Regions from separate parts of the Homo sapiens genome. Here region 2 is linked to region 1. The links are chromatin contacts, found by Hi-C or POLR2A ChIA-PET in ENCODE. All regions are on one chromosome and are shown on one strand. The core of a region is the stretch at or near the end of the contact, and the rest is flanking DNA. Distances in the headings are between cores, read along the strand shown. Region 1 overlaps LOC124901607 (a long non-coding RNA gene). Region 2 overlaps LOC124901607 (a long non-coding RNA gene).

What was found. Hi-C counts contacts between places; a loop is a spot of excess contacts on that map. ChIA-PET counts read pairs that join two places held with the same protein, here RNA polymerase II (POLR2A).
Region 2: a map with no recorded cell type shows a loop between it and region 1 (2.4-fold over the local background). The contact joins two enhancer-like sites. A Hi-C loop is called at or near these places in 2 of 168 maps with a recorded cell type or tissue (aorta and vagina) and 1 of 37 single-sample maps with no recorded cell type. POLR2A ChIA-PET finds 5 or more read pairs at or near these places in 4 of 52 experiments (GM12878, PC-9, activated T-cell and 1 more).

Annotation. Positions count from the first base shown.
Region 1 is chr7:30,198,435-30,205,332 of GRCh38, forward strand. It overlaps LOC124901607 (a long non-coding RNA gene), which reads left to right. Exons shown (of 3, transcript XR_007060274.1): 1 at 1-6,898. Among named protein-coding and RNA genes, the nearest start is that of MTURN, 67 kb to the left of the region's middle. Within about 2 kb of position 2,902, at least 4 of the 41 ENCODE cell types and tissues checked have a DNase peak (open chromatin) inside an H3K27ac peak, as active enhancers do.
Region 2 is chr7:30,252,171-30,258,425 of GRCh38, forward strand. The region is part of intron 2 of LOC124901607 (a long non-coding RNA gene); the gene reads left to right. It overlaps LOC105375218 (a long non-coding RNA gene), which reads right to left. Exons shown (of 4, transcript NR_136267.1): 3 at 1,942-2,110. Among named protein-coding and RNA genes, the nearest start is that of ZNRF2, 29 kb to the right of the region's middle. RefSeq lists an enhancer at 2,894-3,038 and a cis regulatory region at 2,960-2,973. Within about 2 kb of position 1,306, at least 15 of the 41 ENCODE cell types and tissues checked have a DNase peak (open chromatin) inside an H3K27ac peak, as active enhancers do.

The sequences.
Region 1 (6,898 bases), core at 1,652-4,151:
GATTGGGGGCTTTTGACTAGAAAGGATAAGAGAGAGCCTTATTCCCTTCTGGGAAAGACAGCCAACCCTGTTTACCCCCTGGACTTCAGGCAACACCAGAGAGCAGCCCTGACCAGTTACTGTAAGTTGACAAAGGGATACTAGACGTTGGCTGCTGGAAGACTGAAAAGGAGAAACTGAACTAAGGTCCCTCATCTGATCAGGTGATGGTGGTAAGATGCTTCCACATGGACACCTTCTAGCTTCATCAGGGTATAGCCCTGCCAGAGACTGTCAGTTGTTTCTGTTTTTGTGTGCTGTCCACGAAGGGTCCCCAGTTGGAAGAGAGAAAGGGAAAGGGGAGAGAGGTCCCTGTAAGAGCCAAAGAAATATTGTAGGTGCGAATAGCTGGGGCTGGTGTCATGGGCCATAAAGGAATTTACCAAGACAGTTGTAGATAAAGAAAGGCAGATTTATTAGAGAAGCTATGAAAATACGTTGCAAGGTTGCAATGAGCAGCACAACAGAGAAGTGACTGTCTGCAAATAGGCAGGGGCTGGAGGGAAGTTTTATAGGGTCATGCTGAAGGGGGCTACATGTGGAACAATGTCATTGTGCCCACCAGTTGTTTGTGACTAGCCATCTCTCAGAAAAATTGGTCATTGTTCTCCCCAACCTGGGGCTCCTTCCTCATTGTTGCTTACTTATCTTATCAGGACTCCGTAAGACTATTTGAAATTTATAGTGAAAACTATGTATATTTCCCCATCTAGTCTAACAGGTTGTAGACTTATTTCAAAGTAACAGCAAATAACACAAATATTTTCCCAAATCCAATATTTACAGGAAATGCACCAGTCTCTGATCTGCCCCTGATGTAAGTGTCAGATGTGCTTCCAGGGCTGTGGCCCATTCCTGTGGCTGGCCAAGGGTCCAGCCTGACCAACAGAACGTTGCTGTAACTCTAGGAATGAGTGCACACTCAACCTGAGCCGGGGCTTATTGGCTGTACCTCAGGGTTGCCAGCCTTTGTCAAGCTTCCTACTTTGTGGTCCTTCTGGCCTACACTCCTACGGCAGATGGTCAGGGTCACCTTTCATGAGAAGGGAATATGTATTGGTAGCCAGGGGCCTGCATGCCATTTCTGGCACAAACACATTGCAGGTTGCAAATCCCTGCTTCACCTTTATGAAAATGGTATTGATGACCTTCAGGGCAGAGCAGTGTTTTCTTAAAGTAGCTTCTGTCCAAAGGTAATAGACATTATTTGAAAATAGGATTCTGTGATCAAATCTCTTTAGCAGGTCAACTTCTCAGAGTCTGTAATATGCAACAGTGCATCATCATACATGTCCAAGATGGGGGTATTTATAATATGCGATGTGAACTAAATTCACTTGGCCACTGAACACTCTGACCCTGATAGGTCCCAGTGATGCTGCTAGGTGGAACACGCTTTAAGGAATGTTGTGTGGCACACCTCTCTTCTTACAATATATTGTTCTGTGGCTCTGACCATCTTGGTTTGGGGTTAGAGAAAATATTAGCTTGTCTAAGCTAAGTGACTGAGAAGCAGCAATTTGCAATCATTATGGAGGCAGCAACTCATTATTCCTGTAAATTTCCAGGTAAAGAAATCAATGGCTGGGTTGTTGCCACGACTTATTTCAGAGCTGAGTTTTTCTGGCTTTGTCTAAGGTCCAAGTTGTTTCTTTTATTTATGATTTCTTTTTTGAAATACAAGCACAAACTTCAAAACCCTAAAAGATGGTGGAGACTGTGTAAAGTGCCTTAATGTCTTTCCAGGTGAAAAATCAGTAGCAAATTCATTATTACATTATTTCATCCACCTGCTATTTAGTACCCACTAGGTACTGAGGCCTACAGAACATATAAAGTTGAATAAAGCAAAATCCCTACTCTTTATTACATTCTATGCCAGCTCTGTCTGATGTCTTCAGCCATTTATGGTCTAGAAAATGTTACAGTAACACATTTATAGATAAAGGGACCCATCTGGAGATGAATGAAGTAAGTGGCTGCCACAGATTTGCTGCTGTGAGGTGAAAAACTGTTCCAAGGCAGCAGGATAAGGAAGGAAGATGATTACTTCCTTTCCACTTAATTTCAAAAGATCTGAAATAAGGGCATGGGACCCATCTCAAGATGAGTTGTTCAATAGATGTGAGGATCCAGGCTTGGAAATGTGAGCATTGTGGACAAAAGGAGGCTAACTCCACCAACAGCTCAGAGCCAGTGATTCCAGGTGATCTAAACCTCTTTGTTCACTGTTGAAGACAGCATCTCTTAGATTTCCTAAATCCCACCGTTGGGAACAGCCAAGCCAGTGTTTCATTACAATCTTGGCCCTAAAACAGCATAGTTCATCCAAGAATGACAGGGTTTTATGAACAGAAATTAGGCTTTGGACCAAGTTTGTAATAAATCTTAAGCTTCATTATATAGGTGAGGAAAAATGACCAACTGCTGGATGACAGATTTGCCATGGAGCAAGAGAATAGACTCTGTGCCATTTCAGGAAGGTTCCACGGCAGATTTTCACTGACTTGTGGGGTGACTTTCTTTGGGGGCAGTAGTGTGGAAGGAGGATAATAAAAGGCAAAGGATAAAGAGAGGAGCAGTTTGGGGTGGATGTTCCCTTCATTCACTGCTCCATCAAAATCACTTGAACCCCCAATGAATGGTAGCATTATATGATGCTTAATACATCTTAAAGGAGAAAACCAAATCATTTTTTTTCTATTCAAGTCTAATGAAGATCTATGTGAAAAATGGAGTTTTCTCTCTTACTCAAAATGAACAAAAGGTCTGTTAATAATGTTAGGATGTGACCTCACTGAGGTTAAAAATATTTGCTTATGTAAAAAATGGCAGGTAAACCATTCAGGACTAATGTAAGCAACAAGAAATATAAGAGAGAAGAGGAAATGAAAATGCAGTGGCAACAACAGACTTGGATTAACACCAGTATTTTCAAAAGAGCCCAAACAATTTCAGATTCAATAGAAACCACTTTGCCAAGGACTCCGATGCATTTCATCTATCAGCAGGCTTGCTGCCGTTTCCTAAAGAACGCCCCTGGGATCTGCCGTTTCCCCTTGGTTCCTATGCCAAAGCCAGCCCTGTTCTCTCTTCCTCATACTGTAGCCATCATTGTGTGGCCACAAAGCTGCCAGGTCGCTCTGTATGCTGCCACTGTTATAAACCACCCTCATGCACTCATGCATTTTTTTCTCCATCTGTAATGAAGGACATTACAGATCATTTATGAGATGACCATTGCTGAGCCTAAACAAGGAAACTCAGACTGGTCCTGGGTTGTTTGGTGACCTGCTGAGGCCCACAGGCCCACAGATATTTGATTTCTTTTTTGGAATCTTTTCTTTTTGGAATCTTTTGCTCTGACTGAGAGGGAGACGTGATGCCTAGAGTTGGGGAGTTCTAGGTCTCATTGGAAGGGATGTGGGGGGCTGTGCCCTTCTCTGGTTCCATGGACAGTTTTCTGAGCTCTTCTAAGAAAGAAGGGTGAACAACAGAAGCTGGGGAAGTTGCTTTTATAAAATGACCCATGATGCTGGGGTATGACTATATGATGGAAGGTGGAGGTGAGATGCCCAGAGAATGCTGCTTGGTCTTCCCCTCCCCGCCCCCAGGTGACAGTGTGTTGCAGACGTGTTTCCTACTGCTACAGAAAACTCAGCCTCTGCCTGGTCACATGTGGCATGGCAGCTTTGAGAACAGAAGCCTGTGATGAAGCAACTACAGGTTGGCCAGGAACCTGGTATAGATTAATGAGTGGGTAATCATATACTCTATCTGGGAGTATATGAGGGAGAATGAACTCAAAACATTGAAAAGAATGAGCCAATTGGGAATTTGAGACAGAGACTGCTAGGGCCCACCAATATCTGGGTGCTCTGCTCCTTCTGTGGGCATAGCTAGACAACATTTCCCCACCCCCTTGCATCTAGATGGGACCATGCAATTAGTCCTGGCCAGTGAAATGTGGCTGGAAGTGTTGCACACCACTTCCAGGCCTGCCTTCTTAAATCTTCTGTGAGATCATACATAGTCTCTCTTTATTTGTCTGCTGGCTAGATGCAGAGGATCTAGGAGAGAACTCTGAAGTCCTAGAGGGTAGCTGAGCCACAAGATGGGAGGAACCTGGATCCCTCAGTGACTGTGTGGACCAGTCTCTCATACCATACTACATCCCCATCTTTACTGCATTGTGATACAGAGGAAAAAATTAAAACTTTGTTATGTGAAACCACTGAGATTTGGAGCTTGCTTGTTACAGTTGAAGGAAACCAAAACATTTCTCCTCAAAACACTGAGGATTGCTAAGTTAAAAACACTAAAAATGCAGGGGAACACTCTGCCTCAGCCTCTATTTGCTTGACAGCAGGACATAAATCCTTCCTTACTGGACACTTGCTTATTGGCCCAGAGAAGGCAGCAGGAGGCACCAGAGGAATCTGGAAATAGATTCTACTATTTTCCACTTTCTCCCGCCTTTTCAAAGACGGGAATGTCTCTCTCTTTTGTCTTGACACTATGTACTATTTATGGCTCTTTGTTAAAACATTATTTAAGCAAAGCCTCTAAGCCACTGCCTCGAGAGAGAAATACTTTTGAGGCCTCTCCCACATGACAGGTACAGCACTTGTTAATAAACTTCTGCTTCTTTTTCTTTTATTATTGTGACTTTTGTTTTTAGGAGAGTGTCTCAACTAAGAACATAAAAATGCAAAGAAATAAATTATGTTTTCTCCCTTCCATAGTCGTTACCATACTGACTAATACAGAACTGAAGCTGAAAAGCCATGATGTAGAGAGAGGGGCCAAGATTATCTATTTCCTTCTTGAAAGTTTTTCCCTGAACTTTCCAGAAGTACAAATAAGAGTAAAAACATATCCCTGGACACAGGAGCTGGCGACCTAACTGGCTTGTTTTGAGTTTAAATTTCTTCTTAATGCCCTGAATGGAAATATTTGACTTCCTCTCTGTAATATATTCATGTTTGCTTCAATATAAAAATACTATTTATAAAGATTTAGCCCTCAAGTTAAATGGACTTTTAACCTGTGCCTTGGCATCCGCATGTAATAGTCACATTTAAGTTTGGCTCCAAAGATTACTTCCCTCCCTCTTTCCTGGTCATTTGGTAAAAAGCAAAGCGACTTCATGAAACCACCTATGTAGGGGTTCAGTAAGTTAGCACTCTTTAGATTTCAGATGCCTGCTTTCATTCTTTAAAAACAAAAATAAAAACAACTTTGATCCATTTTTTAATACTGATGTTATAATATTAAAATGTTTAATAACTTGGTTTGACAAAAAACAGCATATTTTTTAAAAAGTCTCGAGATTTGTTAAACAATACAAAATTACAAGGCCTGGTGTGGTGGCTCATGCCTGTAATCCCAGCATTTTGGGAGGCTGAGGTGGGCAGATCACCTGAGGTCAGGAGTTCAAGACCAGCCTGGCCAACATGGTGAAACCCCATCTCTACTAAAAATACAAAAATTAGCTGGGTGTGGTGGCAGGTGCCTGTAATCTCAGCTACTTGGGAAGCTGAGGTAGGAGAATCACTTGAACCTGGGAGGCAGAGGTTGCAGTGAGCTGAGACCGCACCATTACACTCCAGCCTGGCAACAAGAGCGAAACTCTGCCTCAAAAAAAAAAAAAAAAGAATATGAAATTACAGCTAGATAGGAGGCATGAGTGCTAGCGTTCTATAGCACTGTAGGATGACAAAGTTAACAATAATATATCACATAATTTTAAATAGCTAGAAAGAGGATAATGAATGTTCCCAACACAAAGAAATTAGAAATGTTTGAGATGATGGATATGCTAATTACTTTGATCTGATCACCTATACCTTATATGTATTGCAACATCACTATGTACCTTATAAATATGTATAATTATTATATGTCAATCAAAAATAACAAAATACATTGTCTGGACTTTTTATTGAAGCTATGTCCTTCTTTGGGGTGGGGCAGCCAAGGTGTGAGATGGCGAATGCCTTTTTGCTACCTTGTATTTACATCTCAGTGAATTTTCCTCGTGTTCTAACTTGGGTCAGACTGCCTGGGAGGGTGAGACTTTAGGCCAGAATCACAGCCTGGACCCTGGAGAGTCCTCTAAGCCAACACTTGACCTTCAAACAGGAATCCATCAAGACTACCTTAGATCAGGGAGGAGACACCTGAGCCAACTCTTCGCCAAACTGGAAACTCCCCATTCTCTTTATGTTTTCTCTCTCTCTCTCTCTTTTTTTGAGACAGGGTCTTGCTCTGTCACCCAGGCTGGAGTGAAGTGGTGTGATCTCGGCTCACTGCAGCCTTTGCCTCTCAGGTTCAAGCAATTCTTGTGCTTCAGCCTCCCTAGTGGCTGGGATTACAGGCGCCAGCCACCAACCCTGGCTAATTTTTGTATTTTTAGTAGAGACAGGGTTTCACCCTGTCATGTTGGTCAGGCTGGTCTTGAACTCTTGACCTCAAGTGATTTGCCCGCCTCAGCCTCTCAAAGTGCTGGGATTACAGGCGTGGCCTGTATGCCCGGCCCCTTTATGTTTTCACAGTGTCCTTCTTGGCTACTCCTTAATGATTTAGCTGGATGAATCTCTGAGAAATTCACTGTCCTCGGCAGCACAAGCTTGCTGAGCTGCTGCCATCAGCCAAGGGGTGAGTGTGAGAAAGGAGTGGCCCTTAGACCCACTTCTCCACGTCTCATCTTAATTTTATCATACAGTCTTTACCATAGACTTAACAACCATTATGTTAATATAATACCTTGAGAAAAGTTGTTGGAACCCAAAATAATTGAAAGCAGTGACCTGAAGATATATTGGTATGCCCACATTCATAGCAGCATGATTCAGAA
Region 2 (6,255 bases), core at 56-2,555, 52 kb after region 1:
AGCGCATGCAGACACACACACACGCACACACGCACGCACACACTGTATGTTAATACATTCTGGTGTTCTTTATACTTCTAAAAGGACATGTTCAGAGCCAGAATTTTACTAATTCCTATCATCCACTTGTTATCTATTATCTGTGTTGTTATGATGTTAAAAATACTGATTTTAGGTTTTTCTTCAATATAATCTCTCCTAGAAGTGAAATAATTCATTATTTGCCCCTTCACCTAGCTCCAATTTTTCTCCCACCCCTTAAACGAACATACTGTAGATCTCAATGCCTATAGTTTATTAATGTTTTAGAAACCTGTTTCAGATCCTAGTCAATTTCTTTGATGGGTAGAATGATGCATTTTGTGTACTTCATGTTCTTAAATATTCTCCATCTAAAATATTGTTTTTACACTGGTAAAATGGCAATTTCTGGGAAGAATGTTGATGAATCACAAGTTTGTATGAGTGTGGGACTATAGTGGTCTGGTTCAGTCTTCAATCTGTATACACTTTAAAAGAAACTAAAGGAAACTGATATGGAGAAATATATTATTTTGACAAGTGTTTCTTGGGCATCTACTATCTCCATATATGACCCAGTTGCCCCTGAGAGCTAATTCCAACTACATGGAGATGCTCACGATCAATGATGAGATGGCATGGTGCATGAGAGTCAGGGAACAGTCTTCAAAGCTCAACACAACCAGCTGTGGCTTTCACTTCACTTGAATTAGGTCATAGAGTCATAACCTGTAAAATGAGCAACTTGGACTAGACTACCTCCCTGGTCAGCTTCAAGACGCCACGGCTATACTTCCATTTCAGAACCAGGCCCCATGGAGTGTGTGGTTGCTTAGACAGCCTCAGTAAGTCCCCGTCTAGGAAGTGACTCAGCCATGTCAGTGTGGGGCTCACACCCCAACAGGCTTCCCACTCCTTGCTGCACCAGTCTTCACCCCAGACCTAGGCCCTCTGGGTGGGGTGGAGCTCCTTCCCAGTGTTCCCTCCCTTCTCCTTCTGCCCACCTCAGATCTACCCTTTGTCACTTGCCTACTGAGACCAGCCAACTTGAGGCAATCATTCCTGCCAAGTTAGCCAGTGGCTGCATATATCATACTCAAGGCAACATTCTTATGGTAAAAATTTACTTTCTGCAGATACCAACCCTGGTAAAGTCTCCAATTTATTTCCTACAACAACTAACCTTCTCACATTCTTTGTTTCAGCCTCAAGGGCAGTTCCTGGAATTCACCAGGCTCTTCACTGCCCTCAGCCTTGGCCTCTAGCCAATGCTGCTGCCACTGCCCAGAAATCTTCTCCTCCACTCAGCACTCTGTTAACTCCTTTCCGCCCTTCAGCAACAGCTTCCAAGTCTCTTTCCCCAACTGAGCCCTCTGCTATTCTCTTTTCCGTCATAGATCTTAGCAGAAAGTACAAACATCTCCCTCAGTAGATGACAGATTTCATGAAGGCACTGTGCCACCGTACACCTGGTACCTGCCTGGTACACAGCAGGGGCTCAGGTTAATAACCGTTGGTTAAATACATGGATGAACAAATGAATGAAAGCACTGTCTTAACCCAAAGATGAGACAGATGGTAGGAATTGCAGGCCCTGGCACATGTCGATGGGGGAAAGAGACATTTTTGAGCAGGTGAAACTTGTCTCTTATCTCTACCTGCAGTGCTCACCTGACTCCTGAAGGACAGACACTAGCAGCAGAAAATATCATCACTCCCAAATGTAGCTTGTCCTATAACTGTTTGTCAACAATAAGGCTTTGACTCACTACAAAAGCTTTCTTCACATGAATTCAAAGCATTTTGCTTTGCATTTGAGCAAGCCTGTTGGTGACAGCAGTCCTTAGAATGTGAAGCACAATGGTTTAAACATTAAATTGAGACCGTAAGGCTGAAACTTGTTCCCATCTCACAACGAACCTTTGGCAGAACAAAGACCAGAATCCAATTTTTGTCAATCAAGTCACTTTTCCCCTCTGGGCCTCAGTTTCCTCCTCTGTAGTTGAATGTACCTCTTCCTCCACTTCACTCTTCCCAAAGTGCTGGGATTACGGGTGTAAGCCGCCGCACCTGGCCTTCATGTTTATATCTAAAAAAAAAAAAATCACTCACATGTGAACTTTTCTTTAAATAATTGGCTATAGAGGACACATTTTCTTGGGAATAAAAAAGGCACTAGTAGTGCTATTTTTGTTGTGCCGATTGATGCCAGCAGATTTATAGTTGCCCTACTTGTTCTGTTTGTCTTGCCTGCAGAGTGGATAGGTGGCTGGGTACATTGCCCTCAAATCTTTGAACAATGGCCCCAGCTTTAAAATGTGCTTTCTTGTCCTATTTTCACCACTGAATCAATGTTAATTAGAAAAATCCTTTAACCTCTTTATGTCTTAGTTTTTTCACATGCGAAATGGAAAGAGCACCTGGCTCTCCACATGCCTAGAGAAATCTAGCACGGGGTGGTTAGAATTTGTGACTGCTGCCCTGTCAGTTCCATGGAGATGTCTGGCCTCTGGGCAGTATGGAGATGCAGGCTTGCCAGCAGTTTGTGATGCCTCTTTTGCTGGGTCCCATGGAAGGTTGCTAGATGCCCTGACTCCTGGTGTTCTATAGCCGGAGAAGACAGATTCGGTGTTACTTCTAGAACAGTGCCTCCCCACAGGACCAAGTCTAATCCGGTCTGATCTGTAGCCAATGAGAAAAATAAAGATAATGTGGTGCATGTGTCTGTGTGTCTGTGTGTGAGTGTGTGAGTGTGCATATTGTCAGTTGTTCTTTCTTCTGAGATAATGTGCTTCCTATTTTTCGGTGTGAAATTGTTTTTTTTTTTTTATGTCCATAATGCATACTTGTCATAAAATTTCAAAGTCTGCTTTAAAACACTGAGCTGAAGGACAACCCTGTTATTGTTTCCTAGATCTTCTGTGACCTGGTTTTGACAGTCAATGATTAACTTACTTTGGCTAGAAGAGGTAATGCTAAGTGTTGGAAGTTTACTCAGCTTCTTAACTAGAATTGCACTAACATTTACTAAGGGTACACTGCGTGCTAGGAACTGTGTTTGATGCTTCCATGTACATCATTTTATTCAATCCTCTTAGGAATTCTATGAGGTTGGAAGTGTTATAGCCATTTAAAATAAGGGCAATCTGAAGCTCAAAGAAGACAAACCACTTGGTCAAGGTCCCCAATTGTTAACCATCAAAGTCTGAATTTGAACTTGGTTTGTCTGAGCCCAAAGTCCATAGTTTTTAACCTCACTAGCCTAATTCTGTAAATAGATCTGGGATGAACAGGACTCTTTCATCCATGACGCCTTCCTATCTGCTGAGTTGGTGAGAGTCTGAAGAGGGGCCAAAGCCAGGGACAAAGTGAGACCAAGTCCCTGAGTCACACAGTGACCTTGAGTGCATTCCAGAGATCAGACTGAAACATCCTCGATGATCTCTTCTGTGGTATCATCTACCCTTGATTTTCTATAAATAGGAATAATCAATGTTGACTGGACTGAATGACACAGAAGCAAACGAATTGTTTGTCCTCCAGGACTGTAACCAGCAATCAGCCTTGTATTCAGTGACATTTGGGCCAGTATTTACTTCTTTATCTCATATCTGTTTTGTCTGTGATTAAATTCCACTATGAAGGTGACCAAGAAAGCTAATGTTTTGAATTTTCAAGATTTCATTGTTAAGAAATCTGTTCAAGGAAAGGCCAAGTCTTTGGGCAGAATGACCAAATGCTCCTAAGCCTCAAGTTTGCGAACTTTATTTCAAAAAGTAGAGTACTGGTCTTTTTAGCTAAAGGTTCCCATTCTGTAGGTCTCATGGGGGTGTCCTGGAATCAAACCTGGGGATTGAATATAGGCAGAAGATCCAGGAACACACATTGGGAACAGTTCTAAGATACCCACATTTCGTTCAAGAGGCATATATAATCATCATTGGCTGGCTGGACACTTTTCCTTTATTGTTTTTCTTTCCAATCAACAGGGATGAAGAATAGCCCTTGTTGACCCTACATGCCAAAAACAAATTGCACGAGCCTCCAAATAATCACTTTTTGGAGGGTATATTTTAGTACAAAAAAATGGACCAAACTGAAGAAGCCTTAGTTGTAGAGTCCAGAGGGTTGAAATTGGGGAGGGGTGAGAACCAAGGTGTCCTCATGGGCCAGGAGAGCACACCCTGGCCCATGCCTTTCTTAAGGACAAGGCACGTGCTGGGCACTGTCAGCGTGGAGTCATGAATCCGGAAGAAGCAGTTGCACTAACTCAAAAGTCCTTTAGCATTTACAGACAGTTCTGTTTTTATCGAGTATAAGCATATCTTCCGAATGCTGCCTGCAAATGCCAACTCTCTGGCTGGCGCCATGCTTCTCCAAGGTAACGCGCTCTGTGTGCATGGCTGTCTTCATGGCTGTTTATAGGCAGAGAACAATTCTCATTGATCAACACCTGGGCTGAACCAGTTGTTCGATATACAGGCATACCTTGTTTTATTGCATTTCGCTTTATTGCACATCCTAGATACTGCTTACTACTTTTTTTTTTATATATACAAATTGAAGGTTTGTGGCAACCTGGCATCAGGCAAGTCTATTGGTGCCATTTTTCCAACAGCTTGTGTTCATTTCATGTCTTTGTGTCACATTTTGGTAATTCTCACAATACTTCAAACTTTTTCATTATTACATTTGTTATGGTGAACTATGATCAGTGATTTTTTTCTTTTTCTTTTCTTTTTTTTTTTTTTTTTTTTTGAGATGGAGTTTCGCTTTTGTTGCCCAGGCTGGAGTGCAATGGCGTGATCTTGGCTCGCAACAACCTCTGCCTCCCGGGCTCAAGCAATTCTCCTGCCTCAGCCTCCCGAGTAGCTGAGATTACAGGCATGTGCCACCATGCCTGGCTAGTTTTGTATTTTTAGTAGAGACAGGGTTTCTCCATGTTGGTCAGGCTGGTCTCAAACTCCCGACCTCAGGTGATCCACCCGCCTCAGCCTCCCAAAGTGCTGGGATTAACAGGCATAAGCCACCACACCTGGCCGATTAGTGATTTTTGACGTTACTGTTTTATTGTTTTGGGGAGCCATATAAGATGGAGAACTTAATAAATGTATGTGTGCTAACTGCTCCCCTGACTGCCTGTTCCTCCATCTCTCCCTTACCTTGGCCCTCCCTATTTCCTGAGACCCAACAATATTGAAATTAGGACAATTAATAACCATACAATGGCCTTTAAATATTCAAGTAAAGGAAGAGGAACACATCTCATCTTCTTTTTTCTTTCTTTTTTTTTTTTTTTTTTTTGAGATGGAGTCTTGTTCTGAGGCCCAGGCTGTAGTGCAGTGGTGCAATCTCGGCTCACTGCAACCTCCACCTCCCAGGTTCAAGCAATTCTCCTGTCTCAGCCTCCCAAGTAGCTGGGACTACAGGCATGTGCCACCACATCCAGCTAATTTTTGTATTTTTAGTAGAGACAGGGTTTCACCATGTTGGCCAGGCTGGTCTTGAACTCCTGACCTCAAGTGATCCACCCACCTTGGCCTCCCAAAATGTTGGGATTACAGGCGTAAGCCACCATGCCCCGCCACATCTCTCGCTATCAATCAAAAGGGAGAAATTATTAAGCTTAGTGGGAGGTATGTGGGAGGCCAAGATGGGCTGAAAGCAAGGCCTCTTGCACAAAACAGTTGGCCAAGTTGTGAATGCAAAGGAAAAGTTATTGAAGGAAATTGAAAGTGCTACTCCAGTGAACACATGAATGATAAGAAAGCAAAAGAGTCTTATTGTTGATATAGAGAAAGTTTGACTGATCTGGATAGAAAATCAAGCCAGTCACAATATTTCCCTAAGCCAATGCCTTGTCCAGAGCAAGGCCCTATCTCTCTTCCATTCTTTGAAGACAGAGAGAAGTGAAAAAGTTGCAGAAGAAAAGGTGGAAGCTAGCAGAGGTTGGTTCATGAGGTTTAAGGAAAGAAGTTGCCTCCATGACATGGAAGTGCAAGGTAAAGTAGCAAATGCTGATGTAGAAATTGCAGCAAGTTATCCAGAAGACCTAGCCCAAGACAGTTGATGAAGGTGGCTACACTAAACAACAGATTGTCAGTGTAGGTAAAACAGCCTTCTATTGAAAGAAGATGCCATCTAGAACTTCCATAGCTAGAGAAGAGAACTCAAGGCCTGGCTTCAAGTCAGCCTTCAAAGGACTCTTTTGTTAGGGGTTAATGCAGCTGGTGA